Regions from separate parts of the Homo sapiens genome. Here region 2 is linked to region 1. A link is a loop called in an ENCODE intact Hi-C map of the cell type or tissue named here. Cell type or tissue: endothelial cell of umbilical vein. All regions are shown on one strand. Links, peaks and the distances in the headings refer to the core of each region. The heading gives the core; the rest is flanking DNA.

What was found. Hi-C counts contacts between places; a loop is a spot of excess contacts. Peaks named below come from ENCODE experiments on the same cell type or tissue, not always from the same donor. Only the 100,000 strongest peaks of a DNase experiment are listed, where the experiment ranks them.
Region 2: it touches region 1 in a loop (7-fold over the local background); 5 of 110 quality-filtered maps call a loop at or near these places.

Annotation. Positions count from the first base shown.
Region 1 is chr6:78,434,296-78,439,691 of GRCh38, reverse strand. No RefSeq gene overlaps it. Among named protein-coding and RNA genes, the nearest start is that of MIR10524, 100 kb to the left of the region's middle. In endothelial cell of umbilical vein, for the core only: a CTCF peak has its summit at 3,164 (motif pointing left); no DNase peak of the experiment used is centred there.
Region 2 is chr6:78,609,726-78,615,121 of GRCh38, reverse strand. No RefSeq gene overlaps it. Among named protein-coding and RNA genes, the nearest start is that of MIR10524, 73 kb to the right of the region's middle. In endothelial cell of umbilical vein, for the core only: a CTCF peak has its summit at 3,022 (motif pointing right); no DNase peak of the experiment used is centred there.

The sequences.
Region 1 (5,396 bases), core at 193-5,192:
TTGTATTACTGATGAAGAAACTAAGGGTTTCCAATTTTTTCATTTTTGGATTCAGAGATTCTCGCCCTATCACCTGGACTGGAGTGCAGTCAATGGTGATAGTTCACTGCTGCATCCTCAAACTCCTGGCCTCAAGTTATCCTCCTGCCTCAGCCTCCTCAGTAGCTGGGACTACAAGAGCATATCACCACACCTGGCTAACGTGTTCCTATTTTTTTTTTTTTTTGTATAGATGGGGTCTCATTATGTTGTGCAGGCTGATCTTGAACTCATGACCTCAAGCTATCCTTTGGCCTCTGCCTCCCAAAGAGCTAAGATTACAAGTGTGAGCCACCACACCCTGCCACAGGATTGTAAAATTTAAGCCATTACTATTTGCTAAATTTTTTGTTACTCTTCTTTACTTCAAGTCTCTGTTTACGAACTTATTATATGAAACCTATCAGGGAGCCAATCCAGTCGGAAGTATTCAGTAAATGTTTATTGAAGAAATAAATGAATTAAATGAGTTATCTTTCTTAATTTTTAAATTTAACAAAAGTTTATCTGATCTCAAAATTCATGTCAAAGCAATTTACTTGTGAGAACAATTTAGAAAGCAAAAACATCTTTCACTACTTCTAATAGGGTATTTGTTACAGAAGCAATAGAAGGTCTAGAAGAGAAGATTTAAATGGAACAGTGTTAACCAATATTTTTTTAAGTTTGTTTATATGTACTTAACATTTTGGATACAACTTTATTTAAAAAATATTTTTCTATTACTGTTATGCAGATATATAATTTATTTTAATATTTATTTTGTATCTAGTAATATTTCTATATGCCTGAATTAATTTTAATATTTTGTGGAACTTTCCAGCTCTTCTAGTATGACATTAATAGTTCTTCAATTACTTCAAATTGTTTAACTAATTTTCAGCTCTTCAATGCTAGTGTGATTTTTAAAATAAAAATATTTTATTTTTTTTTTTTTGTTTTCATTGGTAGAGTTAATTTGAATGATTTAGTATGCCTTTACTGGAAACTTTCTCACATTTACATAATTTTTTATTAATTATAAATGTTCGGCAACTTATAGTTGTGTTTAGAAATTATTCCCCTTCATTTGGAGGACCTAGAAACATCATCACTCTATTATCTTTCCCAGTTTTAACTTTTTATTCAGTAGAATAAAACATGTTTTTAACAGAATATTTATTATGTTATCCTATTTCACTAGACTTTGATTTATTCTGTTTTCATTTCTACCTGTCTCTTCCTAATCTCTCAATCTTCATGCTATCAGCCTAACTTTCTGATTTTAGGATATGTATTATGTCTATGAAATACCAACAAATGAGGCACTTGTAGAAATATATGATGCAATATCACTCAGCATAATAACAGTCACAAATATATCCTCGTTTGGTGGTAGAAAATCCCTATTGGATTTTATATTGCTTCCATATTTTCTTATTGACACTCTAATCAGCGTTTTTATTTCTTGTTTCACTTACATTTAATACTGATACTTTTTTTGTCCTGATATATATTTGACATTTTCTTCCTTTAGTTTATTTTCCAAAATATATCAGCAATCCTTCAAATGTCATTTTATCATGCATCTGAGATCTCTGTATTGTCTCAAGAAATAGAGCTTTTTAGAAAGAACTGCATTAGCAAGTAATATATTAGAAAATTTCATTTTGATTGAAGTTTAGAGTATGTGTTCGTTCAAGAAGTATTAAAATAATGTAAATACAATTTAATTACTCTTATCATTGAGCTGTCCACAGCTAGCATTAAATAGAATTTAATTACTGTTATCATTCAGCTAATCCCAGCTACCCATTATTGGTCATATGATAAATCCAGAAAACAGTTTTTAAGTTAGCAATGATTTCTTCTGATGTCTCCTTTCTTCAGCTTATTAATCCATTCCCACATCAGACTTGACCTTGACATTGAGAAATGATGGACTAACTGCTATTATTTGCTGAAGTTTCTAAATTAAAAGTAGTAACAGCCTGGGAGGGGAAAGAGGGGAGAAAGCGAGAGAGAGAGAAACATGTTCCATCTATAGATTAAGATGCATTTAAAGAACTCTCTGAATATCTTCAGTACTTTAGAGAAGAGTTTATCTTGTTTAGAAGATTGTTTGATTGAATCACCTTTTAAGGAAAATTGTTTTGTGTAAAATATTTCCAACATGTAATACTGAATACCATTAACCCACAACCATCAATTGCTTGTTATACTTCATTTGGCTTCTCCGTTTTATTACCCAATATAATTGACTTAATCTTTATTTGTCTAATAAAAGGTACTCCTCCTTGGAGTCTTTAGGCTAATTTTAATGGCTACAGACCTGTTTTACTCATTAGAGACTGTAAAATACTTCTATTAATTTATTTACTACTTATTAAAATACCAAATCATAGCACAATTTGCCTTTTATGATTGAAATTCCATCACCTTTAGCTGAATTTTTAACATCAATGAACTGTGATTAGTCTGTTCTTATTGATGTTTGCACTCCCAGATTAGCTGCAATGTCCAAAACTGGGGAAAATTTAGCTAGGATCATGAGTGGATTGGCCTGGCTGTATTTTCTTCCTAAATTTCCTCAAGGTATGTATCATTGTGGACAATGGTCTTTTTCGTAATGGGCCACAGTGGATCATTCATTATTTGCACCACCAGGAATGGTGAGAAGGTGCAGTAGCAATTTCCTACAATGGTGACATGACAGTCAAAAATACCTCAAGTTGTCTAAAGAAGCGTCAAAATATTTCTCCCTAAATTCTGCGATTAGAATTAATTTCAATAACCTTCAATAGATTAACATATAAAATTAAAGTTTTGTTTAAGTTCAATTAAACTTTTTTCTGGGTGTTCTATGATTAATATAGATGGAAATAATTTATTTGGGCTGTTTGCCATACTTTCTTAAATTCAAAGTTTGTTTTAATCTCATATATTAAAAATACATGGAAAAATAAGAGTGCATGTCTTTTCTGAGTGAGACTTATTATATATAAGCCAAATGATAAATATATCCTGAAATCATCCATTACACAACTGCAAAGTAGGTTACTTCCTCTCCATTGGTAGAGGAAAATTTATAGCCATTTCTGTTCTCTCTAGGTCAGTGCTTCTGAGCCATGGGTGATTTTGCACCACCCAGTGGTCAATTGACAATTTCTGAAGACATTTTTGGTCTTTGTAAATAGGGGTGAGATGGTGCTGGCATTCAAGGAATAAAAACCAGAGATGGTGCTGAACATTCTGTAAGGCACAAGAAAGCCCTCAGCAAAATACCATTAGTGCTGAAGTTGAAAAATCCTTGTCTAGGTTCTTCAGCATTGTGTTGGGCAGATTGAAGACCTCTGAACTACTGAAGGCTGTTCGTAAGCTCCATTGGTTAAGTAGATGTTAGTGTATTGAACTAATGTACCAACTAACAGGCGTGGAATTTAACAAGTTTGCAATGTGATATATGGAGGGAGGAGAGTTAGCAGTTAGCATGTTTTCATTATCTGTGCTACAGTAGATGGTCCCCTGCAGCCAGCTAATAGTCACAGAAGATTTCAAGATAGAGAAAACCATGCAAAGTGGTAGAGATGATATTGAAGTCTGGGTCTGTTTAGACTTAAGGCTATGTACTTTGGACCGTCTTGTTGCTATAGTCTGTTCTTAGATATTTTTATTTATGGGTGTTTCTTGCATATGAACTGAAAATTTTTCCTGAAACTTATTTTCTCTCATATTTAAATATATGTATTTAAATGTACAAGTCAAGATTAACAGCTGTTCTGTTAATTTGTTCAAGCTCACTGCCAAATCTTATGCTACACATATGTGGGAAAGAATATATAAAAATATTGTAACAGAACTAAACATAACAGTGCTTTTTTAAAGATAAAAATGTTAAAATGGTTTCAAACAAGCAAATGAGAATAGCATCAGGTTATTTCTGCTCTCTCTTCTGAGAACAACTATGCCGTAAGTGGGGAAGACATAAGAAGCTTCCAAATACTAATTCAAAATCAAGTCTGACTTTCTGCTTAGAGTTACGCTGACTTCTACTCTGTGTTTTGACAGCTGAGTATCTTGACTCTAAAATCTAATTTTTTTTTAATTGGAAGTATCCTTGATTCCTAAGCTCAATTCCTCTAATGCTAGAACCCTGTGTGTTTGTGTATATTCATTACAGACCTTTTTCCTGACTGGATTTACATGCTACAGTCTTATATGCTGCTTTGGTTTCAGCATATTTGCTCTCATCTTTTTCTATCCTTGTAAAGTTTATATTTGCATTACAAGCAAAATTTTTATATTTGTATCTTCAGTGGCCTTTCCTTGGAATAACAATCCTTTATACTACTCTTCTGCTCTAAATACTTTTGGTATATCATGCACAAACACTTTTCCTATTCATAGTCTACTTTGACTATTTTGCCAGTAGAATATTTACCAAATGTGATCACGTACTGTGTCACAGAAAGCATCATGATGATTCCAAAAAGTAGAACTATAAGCCAGAGTCTCTGATTATCATAATTCAGTTAATCTCAAAATGAACAATTAAAAATTAGAAAAAATTAACCCCTTTAAAATTAAATTCCTGGACCAAAAATAAACTGAAAATTAAATTTAAAATTATATAAATATTAATGAAAATATGAGTAATTTGCATGGACACCAATGTCACATAGCTAAAGCTTGCACTTAGACTAAAATGTATGGCTTTAAAAGCTTTTAATTAAGAAAACAAGGATGGAAAGCAAATCAGTGATCACCTTAAGCAACTAGAAACATACCAAAAATAATGTACCTAAAGTAATTTTGGAGAATAAAATCAGTGAAAATAAAAGCTGAAATGAATCTAAAGTGAACAAATGAAAATTGTTGGCTAAACCATAAAAATAGTGATTCTCCTAAGAAAGACAATATTGCTGTGCTCTGAATGCTGGTGTCCTCTCCAAATTCATATATTGATACCTAATACCCAAGGTGATAATATTAAAAGGACCTTTAAAAGGTGATTAGGTCATGAGGGCTCTGCCCTGGTGAATGGGATAGTGCCCTTATAAAAGAGGTTTGAGGGAGACTTCTGGTCCCTTCCACCATGTGAGGACACAGCAAAAAGCACCATATTTGAAGTAGAGTGTAAACATTCACCAGACATGGAATCTGCTGATACCTTGATCTTGATCCCCATTTCCAAAACTATGAGCAATAAATTTCCATTGTTTACAAATTACTTAGTCTAAGATGTTTTGTTATAGCAATCTGAGTAGACTAAGATAAATATGAACAGGCATTTCACAAAAAATATACAGTTAAATATAAAGCTCACCACTAAGGGCAATACGAATGCAAATAATGAAGTATTATTTTTAATTCATTAG
Region 2 (5,396 bases), core at 266-5,265, 180 kb before region 1:
AAAGTGAAACACAAAGTAAAGAACCAAGAAACATTATGCAAACCAAAATCTAAAACTTATTTTGAAATTATCTGGCTCAAATTCTCCCATACCCAGCATAGTTTGGCAACTTGGGCTGAAAGCTCCAAGAAGTCAAGATATTAGTAATATTTTATACAAATAGGAAGAAAAAGCCTGAAGGCTTGGAAAAATATTATTTTTGAACTGCTACAAATTTAGCATACAGAAATAGAATAAAATATAGCCACCTAGCTCCAAAGAGATAGAAATATATTGAAATAAAGTTAGAAAATGACAGAAAAAAAATGAGAGGATATCGGAAAATATCTAGCCGTCTCTACTATATCTACAAAAAAACTTGATTTACTGATAATTTTAATGAATAGGAAAATATATTAGTATAATGATGACTGCCAACTAGAGGTATTATTTGCTATAATAATAATAATCAGTTATTGGGTGTTTAAAACATTTAATGGGAGTAATGAAATGCGTGGTATGTATCCATTAATCATAATAAAGAGAACCAGAAGTCTATTTTTTTTAAAAAAATTCATTTTAAGTTCCAGGATGCATGTGCAGGATGTGCAGGTTTGTTACACAGGTAAACGTGTGCCATGGTGGTTTGCTGCACCTATCAACTCATCACCTAGGTATTAAGCCCTACATGCATTAGCTATTTATCATGATGTTCTCCCTCCCCCTGCCCCACTGACAGGCCCCGGTGCATGTTGTTCCCCCTCCTGTGTCCATGTGTTCTCATTGTTCAGCTCCTACTTATGATTGAAAACGTGGTGTTTGAACCATAAGACTATTTTGATTGTCTTTAATTGTGTTTTACATTTGCGATGAAGAGAACAACTGTAAGACCGATAAAATTTCTTTTAAGTTGGTCTGTTGCACAGAAGACACCAGATTTTTTACTTTATAAATTTTGTTTAATACATAAAAGAACCCAATAGCTTTAGCTCATAAACATTTATTTCTTTATTTCCTCATTATGTCTTGTATTTGTTCCCCAAGCTTGGACTTTGTGAGTACTTTGTTTTGATACTAGTGAATAATACTTAATATAAAACATCTACCAGGAGAATGTTACCCCTCTGCAGACCCATGAAAATCTTGCCTCAAAGCAAAACTTTTTGAAAATATATTATTTTCTACTCTATTTCTGTTCGACAGAGCCTAAAATTATAGGCTGCAAAGTGTAGGAAATAAAGATCTGCCTCCATTCAAATATCTTATATGCATTTATTTACATAAATTTAAACTTTCTATTTATTTAAAAGAGAGCAAAGGTTTGGAAAGTAAAAATGCTAGGTTCTCCATTTCCTTTTAAATATACTCTGATTTTAATGGAAACTAGTGATAGAACATGATATTTCTGATATAACAGTAGTGACATATTCTGTGCTAAAATTTTGGGGAAAGATCATTAGCTTAATGGTTTATTTGCATTCTCTACATATCATCTACCCACAGAAACTTATTATTATAAACAGCTATTCCAACTTGGAAGGGGTATATGGAATTCATGAGAAAAAGATAAAAATGGAAATTGGTGTTGCATTCTATCATTAATTATTCAGGTTTTTATTTAGTTCCTACTATGTGTGAAGCACCATGTTAAGGTTGATTGGAGAAATAATAATGAAATAGATATAAAGCCTGAAATTGATCACACTTTAATTGGGAATTAGGGTAGGTGGAACTGGGAATTAGGGGGTGGGTGAGCAAAATCCAGTTTAGGCCTAATCTGTGTCTACACTGTGGCTTTTTGGAAGTGAGCTCATTTTATGAAGAAGACAGACTAACCTAGTAACAAGGTTGAACCTAGCGTAAATTACTTACCTGGTAATAAAATGTTTGGCAGGAGGAGAGCATTTCAATGTGACATAGATTAGTTTCTGGCTCAGTCTACTTTGTGCTCATGTCCATGGACAAGCCTTGTGTAGATGCCACATGCGATACCTCTAGGTAAAGTATTAGGGCCTGATAACTAACTTGGTGGCCCTATATCTGAGTGTAATACAAAAGAGCCTTAAAATACTCTCTTTTAGTTGGACATGGAACATCAGGCAGCAGGTACCTCAAGGGTTCCAAAGAGGATTCAGATGTTAGCTAGTGGGAAGCGCAGTAGCAGTGGTGGCACCAAAGATGAACATTATATATTAGGGCCAGCAAGGAGATGTTGCATGGTAGATGACTAGATTTGTTACTGGGACACTAAGAAACAATTAGTGGTGGTGGTGGTGGTAGTAGTGGTAGTGTTGTGTGCAATATTCTTTTGGGGATGAGTGCATATTCACAGAAAATTGTAATTATCTTAAAAGAGGCATGGATTGAATGCTATGGAAGTTCCATGAGTGGAGGAAGCACTAGCTGGGAGGACCAGTAAAAATCTCATGAAAAATATAGCATAGGAACGGGTCCTGGGTGATATGTAGAATTCAGATTTCAGAGATAATTTTATGCAGATGGAAAACCAGGCAATTTGATTCCAATGTGAAGAGGGTGCAATGGGAGAAAAGACCAAAGAGTTTCTTTAGGGAGCTGTTATAAAAGGAAGGAATTGTTAATATGGACAAACATCCTAGGAAGAAGAAAAGAACTAAAAAGAACTAAAACAAACAAAGATTCATCTGCAAGACACAGAGCAACTGGTGAGAACATTGAAGATTGAAGAGTGTGAAAAAGAGTACTCAATGTATTTTTGAAGGAAAGTCTAATGGCTTTTACTTATTATCAATCTGAGTAGTTATTTATCGAGTTTCATGATGGTAATGTGTACAATGTAGTTAGATGGCAACTGTAGATTGGGGCAAGAACCTAGGCCTCTACACCAATGTAATTCCTTCTATATGACACTATTTATTTAATTCCAGTGGTATATTAGATTTTTGTCATTCAGTAGCCATTGTCCCATTGTTTACACATAGTAAGGTGATGTTTTAGCACCCATCTTTAGAGTCATGATGACCTGGTAAATTTAATTGAATGCTGTTTTAAAGATAGCCACTAGAGGGCTTTGCTTTATTTAAATAAAGGGGCGTTACAACCTGAGATTACTGTCCTATTAACTCGAAATAATATTTTCTGAAGGGGTCCTAGTTTAGTATAAGGGAAACTTGTTTACACTCACAAGATTCAAGTTCTAATCTCAGTTCTGTCACTCGCTTGCCTTTGAATTTAGTTTTCCAGTGTATTATGTACCTCTTCTATTACATATATGCTATTCCCTACCCTATAAGGTGTGAATTCCATTAAATGACATACATACTTAATTTTACTGATTACCTGTTTTTTTTTAAAAAATAAACGATTTATCTTTTTTCTTTTTTAGCACACACACATATACACAGACACACAGAGACACACACACTTCACTTCATGCCTTCATTTTCATGATTTCAGTATTCTACTTCTTCCAACTAATATGTAGCCAACCATGCCACATAGCTGTCCAAGGACAAATTAGCATTAGAAATATGAGTCTCACAATCTAAAGGCGGCTTTCTCATGTTTCTCCTAGAGATAAAGGCTTCTTTATTAATTATTATCACTGAAAGTAAAACATTACCTTATTAATTTAAGTAGAGTCCAAGGTGAAGAGAAAGATTGCTCATATATTTCTAAACCTCTGCTTCCTCGTTCTACTACTCAAGTTTTCCAATGCGGGAAAATGAGCCCCGTCATTAGCAGGGTCAGGTACGACATTGAGCTGTGACTGAGGGCTGGAGTAGGAAAATGCTGTAATGATAACCGAGACCCTGCAGTCACCTTTCTTGAGTAATATGATCTCCTGTACTCTGCTGAGTGATTCCTCAGGCCACTTAGGGACTCTCAGGCTTCATCTGTATAGAGGATCTGTCATGCATTTACATCTAATATATGTGGCAGTGTGCTGCCCAGGTCCTCAGCTGCAGATGGGAACAATGGATACATTTCAGATTTGAAAAACAGAGAGTAGCGTCCTGATTGTTAGACCCAACTTTGTTTCTCTTCAGGAGATTTTGAAACAAATAAATGATTTGAACATAGCTAATTTATTCAAATGGAAAAGTAGTATCATTTTAGTGAATTTGACTATTGGACTTTTATTTTTATTTATTTCCTTCTGAAATAATTAAAAATACACACCATTTTATGCTTAAAATTACATTTTTGTATTTTAATCTGAGGCTACTACTCCTCATTAAACAGGTCAACTGAAAAGAAAATAGGTTGGTTCTAATTTTCTGAATTCTAAAATGTTTTATTCAACAACCACACTTCAATTCTAGCAAATGCCATTTTCTAAACAAAGTGATTTGTAGGGATAAGCTTTGCTGGAGGACATACTAGGGTTTCCTCAGACCAATATATGTGTCACCTTTACTTGATAATGATAACTAAAAAGATTTATCTCAAAACTCTGACCAACTCTTTCTAACTTCCACATCAATTAAACTTCCTAATTTGTTTCACTTTTAGTTCAATTGTAGATTCCATTTATATCTAGCTTAAGTGTGAATAATAAGGCAGATATATTTAATACTGAGAATTTAGCACTGAACTCTTTATGTCTAAAAAAGTTTTAGAGTCTTTCCTGATTATCTACCACACATCCAGCTTGATGCTAGGAAAATTTTGGATCGATGTGGATGCTGATCCAACTTTAGTTTTGTGGAGATTTTAATTCACAGTCACATCATCTTTAGCCGCTGATCAGTGATGACTTGGTTTCATTGCTAGTTGCAGTGTTCAGTTCAGCTCAGTAAGACATTATTTTAAAATGCTTGATTTTTCAAAAAATACTCAATTTTTAAAAAATACAGGCACTTTGTAAAGTGAATGTTCTCATCTAGCATGTAATTATGCCATATAGCTGTCAAATAGTACAACATTTAAGTGACTGTTTAATAGCATAGCAGCAATATACTATTATGCACTTCTTGCTTACCTTACAGTTAGAATGTAATTATTTATGTTTAAGGTGAAGAGCAGCACTTACTTTCATGCATAAACAGCTCCATAATGGGGTATACAGGAAGAGTTATTCCACTGTCACAGTCCTAATTGGCGTATGGCTCCTTTTTAAACCTGCAACCCAACACAGATCAATATGCCAACTAGGTTTCAAAGAAAATGAAGAGGTGGTCTAATTTCTCAGTTTCCTGATGTATTAACTAAATCTTAGAAATTCACCAATGTTAGTAGACTCTAAAAGCATTTGAAACTGTTATCTCTCTGTCTGTCTCTTTATGGCTTTATCATCTATCTGGTTATTTGATTTTATATTACTAATGGCGTATTTAACTTTAACAAAAGATGGACAGGCCTGAAACAGAAAGAAAATTATTTTCATTAGGGCAAGTGAGAGTGTAATAAAAATAAGTAAGAAATTTTAATGGAGC